2 separate regions of the Homo sapiens genome follow, and region 1 is linked to region 2. The links are chromatin loops, found by intact Hi-C in ENCODE. Cell type or tissue: chondrocyte. All regions are shown on one strand. Links, peaks and the distances in the headings refer to the core of each region. The heading gives the core; the rest is flanking DNA.

Region 1 (5,378 bases), core at 196-5,195, 100 kb after region 2:
GGAATGTCTTGCTAAGAAAGCAATGTCTTCCTTCATCCTTTTCTTTCTTCCCTCTGCGTGTCCTTGTTTTTGTGTAATGCGGGAGAGGGTTAGAGCTATAGAGATTATATATACACTATCCGTGCACATTATATATATGTAGATATACCCCTATCATGTCAGAGATCTGCATGTCAGTTTTTCAGCAACTAAGGTGCCTCATGTTCTGAGTTCAGCAGATATAGGAACCAAGCCGCCCCCTCCTGCACTTGATGCTCCCACCTTTGTTGTGCCTCACTTAAAATGGTGCTTTTTTCAGTTGTCTGTCTTTTCTTATGTTTTTATTTGTAAGGTGCTGTATATAAGTTGAATATATTATGCACATATCCTACCCAATGGGTAGAACAAAAAGTTGTTAATACTGTAATATAATGTATAGATGATACCAATTTTAACAGAAATGGCATAGAATTTGTGAATGCCTATGTGCTTTGTCCTCTTTTGTAAGGAAATTTGCAAATGGATGCATACAGATTAAAGTCTATGTAGTTTATTTTCCTATTAAATATCAATATTATAACACAAGAGAAAGAAGTGTGAACAAACAAGCAACAGTTTATGACCAGCGTATATATAGCAATGGAAAGTTGCATCTTTGCTGTGAAAACACTTTAAAGAAAATACTTTTTAAAAAATCCCACAGCTTTTTGGTTGCCACTAGACGCTTCTTATTTTAATCATTTTAGTAATGCTCAGCTGGACCAGTGTTAGTTATATTTGAGTCAGAAAAATGTTGTTTTTCAACTTGCTTTATAATCTCCTGCATCTATCTCCTGCTGTAGCATCACGAAGGTGTCAGGCAACAGTGAAAAGTGCACATTTTTGTTGTTGCAGAAACTGTGTCAGAGGAATAAGTAAATCAGCCTGCAGCAGAAGACTTTGTTCAGCTCCAGAGGCATCTGTGACCGTCTGTGTCCAAGTCTCTCTGTGCCTTTTTCTTTTACAAACTGAAGCTGTGGAGCCAATGAAGTAACAGTAGAGATTGTAGGGAAAGAATACCTCAGGAAAAACAAATACACTTACAAGAAGACCCTGTTCTTAGAAAATGTGTTTAGTTATGGGTTAGCACTAGAAGAGACTTGGCTGTCAGCCAGCCAAGTGAAGGACCTCTCATCCATTCCCATTCATGTCCCATCATAATACGGACCCAAAAAGCAAACTCGGTTTTGCCATCAGTTAGAAATTACGTTTTGGATTGTATATTGTTACATCTCTCTTCCGGCTTAGTTTTTAGTGTCTGATTGTGACCTCTGCATTTATCTTCAAATACCCTAATTTTAAAACAAAAGAACAAGAAAAGTTTATAACACCATGTTCACTAAAACCACGGTTGAATCTTGGGTGTGGGCATCCTTTCGAGTGTTGTCCATAAGAGCAGTTCGTGGAATTTTGCCCATCTGACCCATATTATCAGCTTATTCTGCCACCAGAGTAGAGTCTAATAAATTCCAAAGTTTTTATTTGCTCCATGGTGTATGTTCTGACTTTGAAAATGTCAGATTCTATAATCATACCCCTAACATCCAGGAAACAAATGACAGATTATCTTTAAACTGAAATTGACTCTACAATGCAACCCTTAATGCTGAATGGATTAAAAAAGTCAGCCCTTTTAGTATCTGTTTGAAAGGGCCGTAAAAAGTTGACACTTTTGTTGTTGTGGATCCTGCGTGTCTAGACCCACGTGTTGTTTCCATCGTATACTGTAGGGTGCACCCCTTGGGATTCATCATTAAGAACTGAGGCTCACTGTTGTCAGAAACAAAGCTCCCACCCCCCAGGTTCAACCTTGTGGGAGAACTGTTGAGCATGAGAATGTTCTAGACTCAGAGGTACTAAAATTTGTTACCACATCATTGCTTCCTTTCTACAGGACGAATTGAGGCTTAAACTTTACTGTTAATGATACTGGTTCATTTTAATGTGCTTGTTGGTATGTTGCTATTTTTCATTTCATAGCTTTCAAAAATCATGCTAATTGTATACTTGTCTAGTTTAAGGCTATTTTAAAATATGTACAATACTATTCACAGCATTTAGTTCGTTTAATTTTTATTATAAAGCAATCTACTAAAAAAGTACAACTGTATTTGAACTTTTCAATAGTTGTTTGTGAGCTATGATAATCAAAAGTCATTAAAGTCTTTTTTAACAAACATTCGTGCTTACTTTTCAACATAATTCCCAGTTATATACAGAAAAAGATTTCCACCTGTCACGTATCTGCCTCTTTTACCTGAGCAATGGTGTAGTTCTTAGACCTAAGGTCTGTAATTGCAATACTTTTAAAGAAAGATGTTGCTCTAAGTGCTGTTTGTTAGTTATGAAATCAGATTTTTCTGCTTGTTCTTAATGCTGTGGTCAAACCATAGCACAAAATCATTAAAAATAATCAGCGGCATACATTTGTCCCTTGGGTTTTTGTTTTGTTTTTCTTTGTCTTTCAGCAACAAGGCACATGCATGGGGAAAATGCTGTGTGTTTTAAGACCTGTCTCAAAGAAATACTTCCTGTGGCTCCCTAGCTAAACTTCCCACTCAGCTTGTAGTCACTCTGACTTTTCAAAAAAATCACTACTTCATATTCTACTAGAAGCAATTCTGGTCAGATCATGATTCGTTTCCCAATGCTGGGTTCTACACAGGTCATTCAGACAGTCATCAGGTCCCCTCATGCAAGGAGTCCCCAGAGAAACTGCTCACCCCACCTGAGGCGCCCAGGGAGGACTTTCTAGATGCCTCAAAAAGTCTTTGGGTGGCTGTCACACAAAACCGAAATGCTCAGCCCAAAATATGAACAAGATTCCTAACAATGACAACTATTCCACAATGGAACAGACCCCCTCAGTGTGTGTTTTAAACTCCTTGGCATTGGAGGTCTCCAGTCAGTGATAATGTAACAACAGAGAGGCTCTAAATTTCCTACACCGAGAGACTAGAATAGTATTATCTCTATGCTCTAAATAAGAATATGGGTTCACAGATGATGACTGTGTGTGCATAAAACCCCACACGATCTACCAAACTACTAAAGTGGATTTAGCATGGTTGCAGGATATGCAATTTATTTTTGCATTTCTATGTACTTATAATTAGCAAATGGAAACTGAAATTTTGAAAATACCATTCAAAATGGTATGGGCCCCAAATTCTGGTATGGGCCCTAAATTCTAATGGTACATCCATTTTCGATTCTGAATTAAATTCTTTCTTTAAGATTATTTTGGAAAGGGGATTTGAAGAGAGCTATAAGAAGGAATAGAGCAATAGGAAAGTTTCTTTCCTGTCAAACAGCAAATAGTCACTAATTAACCACACCACACTCTGGAATAAATTCTGTAATCTCTGAATTTAGCAAACCATTAGAGAAATATTAAAGATACCCCCCAAATTTGCTAACGCTAACAACTATGCAAACTTTGTTCCTGCAGACAGCTCTGCACAGAAGGAATGAGGGGAATCCAGGCTTGGGATCCCTGCTTATGCAGACCATAAGCAGCAAATCCAGTAAAACCTGGGACTGGCTTCTCACAACGGAGACACAGGGCTCCTCTCTCCCCCACTGTCCCTGGGAGGCTGTACCAGCTGTCACTTTAGAAGCTGTCTCAGAGCCAAGGATGTGGGAACTGTTAGCAGAGGAAACAGGCAAATGAGAGAGGAGAGAGAAAATACAAAAGGTATGCTGAGCTGGTTCCCACTACGGGCCAAGGGGTTCAGCCACACTCGAGAAACCATGCAGGCTGTGCCTCTGAAGGACAGGAGGCTGGGACATCTCATCTGCCCACTGCTGAGGAGTGCCCTTACAGGTTCATCTTCCCAGCCACCCTGGCTGTGGACTGAGCAAGCTCAGAAGGCTTCAGCAAAATACCTGAGACAGAAAAACAAAGGCTTGGAAGTGCTTGGAAACTGCTGGTGCACAAAGGAACCGCCCGCTCTGGCTGGAGCTGAAGCGTGGGAGCCAAGAAGCACTCGGCTCAGATGCCTCGGAGACAGTGCAAACCAAGCGACAGACAGAACGGGCGGGGTTGGAGGGGATGATGGCAGGGAGAGAGGGCAAGCGCTATGTCCAATGCCCACACCACTGCCTTCTGTCTGAACCCCCTCCTTGACGATGGTCTCGACACCACCCTGCCCTGGGCCTCCTTAATGCTCCAAAGCTCGTGAATTTGGGTTCTCCATTGTACTTCAGTGCCACCTGACTGTTCCCAAACCCCTCCAACTTCTGAAGCTAAGCAATTCCTGGCTTTCTTTCACCCACTTATTTTAGTCATTTGTTTTGCAAACAGAAGTGTCAACAGCTGAGCAGAATCCACCTGGCCACACACTCACCTGGTTGCCCTCTCCCCACGGCCAGGGGGACTGCCAGAAAGGCATGCTTGAAATAATCCCTTGGAACCTTCCAGAGACCCACCCAGAGTGGGCCATGGAATAAAGCCCCTATTCTGCTCTCCCATGATGACATGTGCACAGCATATGAGTCTGTTGCTGAGAACATTCTAATTAGATTTCCTTCACTACACTGCCTTGATGTTTTGTTTGAATGGATTCTAATTCAAACACACATTTTAAAACAGCTTCCCAAAAGTCTTAATGTCATGTTTCTGTCAAGACTCTAGCTTTTGCCTTAATAATGCAAACCTCATTCACCCAACTTTACCCTTTCATGCTAAAAAAATCAGAAGTGCAAAAGCTCAGTTTTTGAACATAGCAGAGTGGTGACTAAAAATACTTTCTAAAGGACTTACTAGTAAGCACATACATTTTTTTTTATTATTCTAAAAAAAAAACTGCAGCTGTATATAGCGGCTCTTATATCACTTTCCCTGCTTACGAAGCCATTTTCATTTACAGAGTTGTATTTGTCTCCACTGTTACCAGTCATCTATAAGCACAAAACGTTCTGGCAACCTACACCAGCACCTAGAGCAAGCCACTCCACGCAGGCCCGGGGGCCACTCCACGCGGGCCCGGGGGCCAGGGCTTCAGGGCAGTAGGTGAGGCGCTGTATTTGGCATGGGATTCCCAGGTGATCTGGCTCCTTGAATATTTCCCGCTTACAGTTAAAGGGCAGCACAGGCTTTGAATCTTAATAGACCTGGGTGGTCCGAATATTAGCTTCATCTCAAATTAATTAATGTCCCTGACAGGTTTTAAAGTCTCATCTATAGAACAGCAACAGCGATACTTACCTGGCAGGACAGTTGTGAAGACCCAAGGAATGTGCACGCCGTAGGGCCTGACATGTGGGGCTCCTCGTGAACCATGGCTGTTATCGCTAAAACTTTCTTGTTCTAGGCTGGGCGTGGCGGCTCACGCCTGTAATCCCAGCACTTTGGGAGG
Region 2 (5,378 bases), core at 236-5,235:
GTACATGGCCAGGCATGCTGTCTGCAATGGGGTGGGCAGCTCCTTGCTGTGGCTGGACCAGGCATACCACAAGCGGCTTCCACTGTGGACACCGGGGAAGATGGTGGTGCCCAGAAGTTTGGAAATGCTAGGAAGTGCAGAGCCCCAAAGAGGGTGTCACAGCCCTGGCTCAGGGAGCTCCTCCTATGTCTGGGCTCCCCAAAGGGCTGCAGCTTTTCTCTCATTCTCTCTTCTCTCCTTCTTGTCACCCACAACATGGCAAGCAGGAGGGTGTGTTTCAGGCCTGTTTGTGTTACAGCTCTTTCAGTCCCACCATTCAGTAGGTCCTGAGTTCTTGTCCTGCATCCAGAAGAACGAGGTACCCAGACAACTGGAGGGTGAGCAAGTCAAAGAGGTGCTTTATTGAGTGACAGTATAGTTCTCATGAGTCCCGAGGTGGGTAGCTCCTATCCACAGGCAGGTCATTCTGACAAATGCAGCTCTCAGCAGAGAGGAGACCCAGAGTGGGTGGCTCCTCTCTGCAGGCAGGTCATCTTGTCATCTGCCTGAGTCTGGCTGAGTCTGGGGGGTTTTATGGGCTTCAGAAGGGAGGAAGTAGATGCTGATTGGTCCATAGGCAGCCATTGGCAGGCCTGGAAAAAGCACCGTAAGTTCTCACTCTGGCCAGAAGGTGGGGTTAGTCACCAGGGACCTGCCCCTTTCCACCCAGGAGCCTGTCTGCCTCCTGCTGCTGTTCATGGCATTCATGGCGCCCAGGCTGTTGGTGCCAAGGGGTGCCTGCAAGCCCAGGCTGAGCCACTTTCAGCACCCCCTTGGCCTCCTTCCCCTGCTTGTTGGCACCCAAAGTCCAGAAGGGGCCAAGGGCAAGGGGCTGGGATGTCAGTGCCACTCCAAGTATGTGCACACCTGGTCAGGTCGTAATAGTGCCTGGGCTCAGCCACAAGTTTGCTTCAAAATTGGAGTGGGTGCTGGGAGTGGGGAGAGGCCAGGCAGTGGGAGCAGGCACTTCCAAGCCTGCTGGGGCACGGGGTGGTTTCTGGGCCTCCAAGAGTCCAGGGGTGCAGGGATGCCCATGTCCACAGCTGTGGCTGGGGGGCTGCAGCTATGCCTGGGAGAGTGGGGCTCCTGCCCCACCAACTTGGAAAGGGTTAGGGCTCCCACCTGTTCCTGGCTCCTGCCTGCTCCAGGGAGCACACGGCCCCACCCATGCCTCCCCTGCTGCAGCCAGCATCATGGCAGCGGCCATTCTAGACAGGCCATTGCTGCCATCATTTGTACCTAATAAATATGAGATGGGATAATGCAAGGAATACTTTTTTCATTTTACCATCTCAAGATGGGGAATCTATTAATTATTTCATGAGTCCTAAAGCAACTTCTTGAATATTCAGCTCCCCAAAAGCAAACAGCTACTTAGCCTAGCTGATTCTACAGGGAGTTGCATTTCGCTTTTGTCACAAATGGATGCTGGTGTGTGCCTCACAAAGTCATAGTTGCATGTGGTGTGGGGGTGGGCTGGTTGAGATGGCATTATGATGTTTCAGAAAAGCTGTGTAAAGATGAGAAATATTTGCATCCAGACACAGAGGGAGGCACCATGCCAGCATGTAATTTGCCAAGCTCCCTGCTGGCAGTTTAAATGCCCTGTTGATTTTATTAAACATTCTTAATAAGAAGTTGGAGTTTTGTTTAGGCTAAAACCATAATGAAAACAGCTGTCTTCATTTCTCAGAAACAGTGAGATTGTGCAAGGATGAGGAATCACGCTGGATAGTGGAGCTGCCATGGTCCCCAGCTGGGGTGCTGCCCATGGAAGGTACTGGGGATGTCCATCAGGTGCTTCTGGGAAAGGGCCCAGGAAGACCAGACGGTTCTGTTCAGTTTATTTTATTCACGGAGGCATTTTAATGGGAGAACAGATCTATAATTGTGTTTTAACATTGTCTGAAAAAGGGAACTGAATCTGAGTGTCTGAGCTGTGAGCGTGAAACATAGAAAGGCCGTGGCTACCAAGAGCAGAGGACAGTGGGTTCTGCTGGAAGAGGGAGGAAACTTAGAGAACAGACAAAGAGTTAAAATTAGCCCTGGCTGGACCATGTGTGCCGTAGACCAGCAGCACCCTATGCAGCTGGGGCAGCCTTATTTTAGTCTGTCCAATTTTAAAGCTTCTGGCATTTGGTTGTCTTGCTTCCTTGTTTTTTCTGGGGAAGCCAGCAGCAGACAGGTCAAGAAGGCAATTTTGCCATCAAACAGAACTAGGTTCAAATTCAGGCACCACCGCTTTAGAAGCCAGGGAAACTTGGGCAAGAGTCTTCATTTCTCTGAGCTGCATTTCTTCTGTATAATGGAGATGATAATTCTGCCTCGTGGATTCTTCTGAACTGCTGCCATCATCCGACTAGCATATTTTAATCCAGCAACGTTTTTCTTTCTTGGAGCATTGGCCACGTGCCCACACAGGAAGAAAGCAGACACAGTTGCTGTCTACAAGGGGGCAATGGGCTTACTATCTACTTAACATAAGACTTGAAAACAGATTACCACAACATGACAATGTAAGTTCTATCATGGAAAAGGGTTCCACCAAAATGTTATAGTGGTCTTGGAGGGAGAATAAGGGGCAGCTTCATGAGGAATATAAAAACACAGAGCCCTGAGCTGACAGACACACACTTCACATGTAATAGGCAAATGGTTTCATTCACAGAATTGTTTCATTTCTGTGGAGGGAAAGCTAGCATAGGAAAAAAACCTTCAACTGGTTGGTGTTACGCAAATTATGATGGATGAAAACAAAATTCTTGAACCTGTCATGGGTCTGTGGAGAGACGTAATACTGGGAGCTGCAGAGGGCTCGGAATAAGTCAAAGCTCGAGGGGCTAGAGGGTGTCTGGACGGCTTACATCATAAACACATGCTGTGAGAATGAGAAGGCGTCCCTGAGGACGGCCAGGAGGAAGGCTCAAGGCATGAGTGCTGGCGATGTTGATGCCATCAAGACGATGAGTCCCGCCGAGCAGCCTTCCACAGTGGGTTTAGGAAATGGCAGCCTTGGGAGCTGGCCCCTGCCAAAACGTAAGCCGAGGAAGATGAGAGGGGCCTGGCTGACAGCCCTCCGGCCATCCAGATCTAGGGGCGGTGGAGAGAGCCTGGGAAGAGCGAGACTCCAAGTCCGAGTCCCGCTGTGAGTGGTGTCCAGAACCTGGCTCCAAGTCCCTTCCTCTGCGAGCAGGCAGGGCCGACTTCTGTTTGGGATGTCCCATTCTTTGCCTCCCTTGGGCCCCCTCCTATGAGTACAGATGCTGTCACCGTGGGCAGAGATGGCTGGCCACACCACCCTCCAGTCATGCCCCCTCTGTGCTCATTCTCATCACCCAGCCCAGGGGCTTGACCTCTGCCTCTGGGGGATAGCAGAGCACTGGGCCCTTCTTATCTTCCGTGTGCCTCCCCAGCAATTTTCTATGCATCTCTAAATTACACCCCTACGGCCAGTGCCACTTCCTAACTCGCCTCAGGACCCACTGTTTGACTTCACCTCCAACGGCCACGAGCAAAATAGTGTCATCGGGTGCCAACAGCAACCCTCTTTCTTCCCACCCTCAGCAATGTGGGGGCCTTTCCGACAGAGCAGCAGCGAGGGTCCCCCACAACCCTGGGACAGCTGTGCTGACCTTCCTATCAGGGCCACCTTGTAGAGACATCTTGATTAAGTGCTCCTGTTGTGTGTCCTACCGAGGATCTGTTTTGTTTTTAGTCTGTGCACAGGCTCATTTGGCCCATGCTTGTGGGCCAGAACTGCTTGTTGACACAGAGCAAAGAGTGAATCCTGCCAGGCTGCCGAGGCCTCGGCTGTCCCAGGGCACGTGTGATAAAGCTGAGAGCAAGGAGGTACTCTGAGAGCTCTGGTTTGCAGAAAGAGAGAAAAGACAGGATAGATGAAGAGTAGCCAAAACTCCGTAGAACTGGGGGGAGTTACTGAGCAGACAGGATGGCATCACAGAGTGTGCCATGGTGGGGTAGGAGGGCGGCCAACAGGGACAGAGGAGGGTCCTCTGCCAGGGAGAGAAACAGAGGGAATTTGGGGGAAACCAGTTGCAGACATGGGCTGAGAAGACCCTGACCTGCCATGAATATGGGCCTATCAAGTGAGCAGGTGTTCGTTCTTTTTGCACTGCTACAAAGGAATACCTGAGGTTGGGTAATTTATAAAGAAAAGAGGTTTATTGGGCTCATGGTTCTGCAGGCTGTACAAGAAGTATGGTGCCAGCATCTGTTTCTGGGGAGGCCTCAGGAAGCTTCCACTCATGGCATAAGGCAAAGGGGAGCCAGTGTGTCACATGGCAGGATGGGGAGCAAGAGGGTGACAGGGAGGTTCCAGTAGCTTTAATAACCAGATATCCTGTGAGCTCATTACTGCAGGGAGGGCACCAAGCCACGAGGGACCCACTGCATGACCCAGACACCCCCCACTAGGCCCCACTTCCAACACAGAGGATCTCATTTCACATGAGATTTGGAGGAGACAGACATCCAGACCATATCAGTAGTGTGAACAATGTGAGGCACAGTGGGGTGCAGTGACCACCTAGGCCTGCAGCTCCCAGCGGCCAGCCAGGTTGAGCATCTGCATCCTTTAAACTGTCCACCAGCCCTTTCCACGACACCGTGCTTCCTACTTGCTGGGGCAGTGCAGACAGATTGCTACTGATGTCATCGAATCCCAGGGCTGCTGGAAGGCATGCCTGCATGTCACTTCTTTCAAGGCACTTACGTTTTATGCCTCCCGATCTCCTCTGCCTTAGCTGGACCTGGAAGGACAGTGCACTATCTCTAGACCTGGGCTTATGCATCTTTGAAAATGCCTTTAAGGTTCCCTTAGCTCCTGAGGGTTCAGCTTCTGCCCAGCCAGTCACGATCCTTCCCCCTGGCCTCCTCTCTGGTTGCTGGTGCAGTTTGATTGTGCCTTTGATAGATGGCCAGGGCTCACCCTCCTCCCTCCACTTCCTAACGACGGGGAGAGGCTGACGGCTGAGGTAGTTCCTAGAGGACTGTGACTCTTCACTCTTTCTTCCGTGTTGTATCCCGACTTTAGATGATGCTGTTCTAGACAGTACAGGGAAAGTGATAGAACCTAGAATCTGTCCGTCTCCCTCTTCATGGGCCACCTGAGTAAGTGGGTGTGCACGGTTCTTTACCGAGCTTCAGTTTGGGATTGCCTAGGGATCTCCTTTGCCTGGCTTTATTTCTCTCTTGTTAAGAAAAAGTCAGAGTTTGCTGCCCAAAAAAGTTCCTAGAGTTATTATTGGTTAGGTTGAAATTAACCAATAATCATTGTATCTGGTTCATTTACTTCCTTTATGATGTTGCTCATTTAAGAC

Evidence for each region. Hi-C counts contacts between places; a loop is a spot of excess contacts. Peaks named below come from ENCODE experiments on the same cell type or tissue, not always from the same donor. Only the 100,000 strongest peaks of a DNase experiment are listed, where the experiment ranks them.
Region 1: a loop joins it to region 2, with 2.8 times the contacts of the local background. A loop is called at or near these places in 1 of 110 quality-filtered maps.

The regions. Positions count from the first base shown.
Region 1 is chr18:13,650,312-13,655,689 of GRCh38, forward strand. LDLRAD4 (low density lipoprotein receptor class A domain containing 4) reads left to right here. Exons shown (of 7, transcript NM_001378100.1): 7 at 1-2,440. Among named protein-coding and RNA genes, the nearest start is that of MIR4526, 42 kb to the left of the region's middle. In chondrocyte, for the core only: no CTCF peak of the experiment used is centred there; no DNase peak of the experiment used is centred there.
Region 2 is chr18:13,547,613-13,552,990 of GRCh38, forward strand. All of the region lies in intron 4 of LDLRAD4 (low density lipoprotein receptor class A domain containing 4), which reads left to right. Among named protein-coding and RNA genes, the nearest start is that of MIR4526, 61 kb to the right of the region's middle. RefSeq lists enhancers at 433-1,382, 2,646-3,147. In chondrocyte, for the core only: no CTCF peak of the experiment used is centred there; DNase peaks (open chromatin) are centred at 1,069 and 3,229.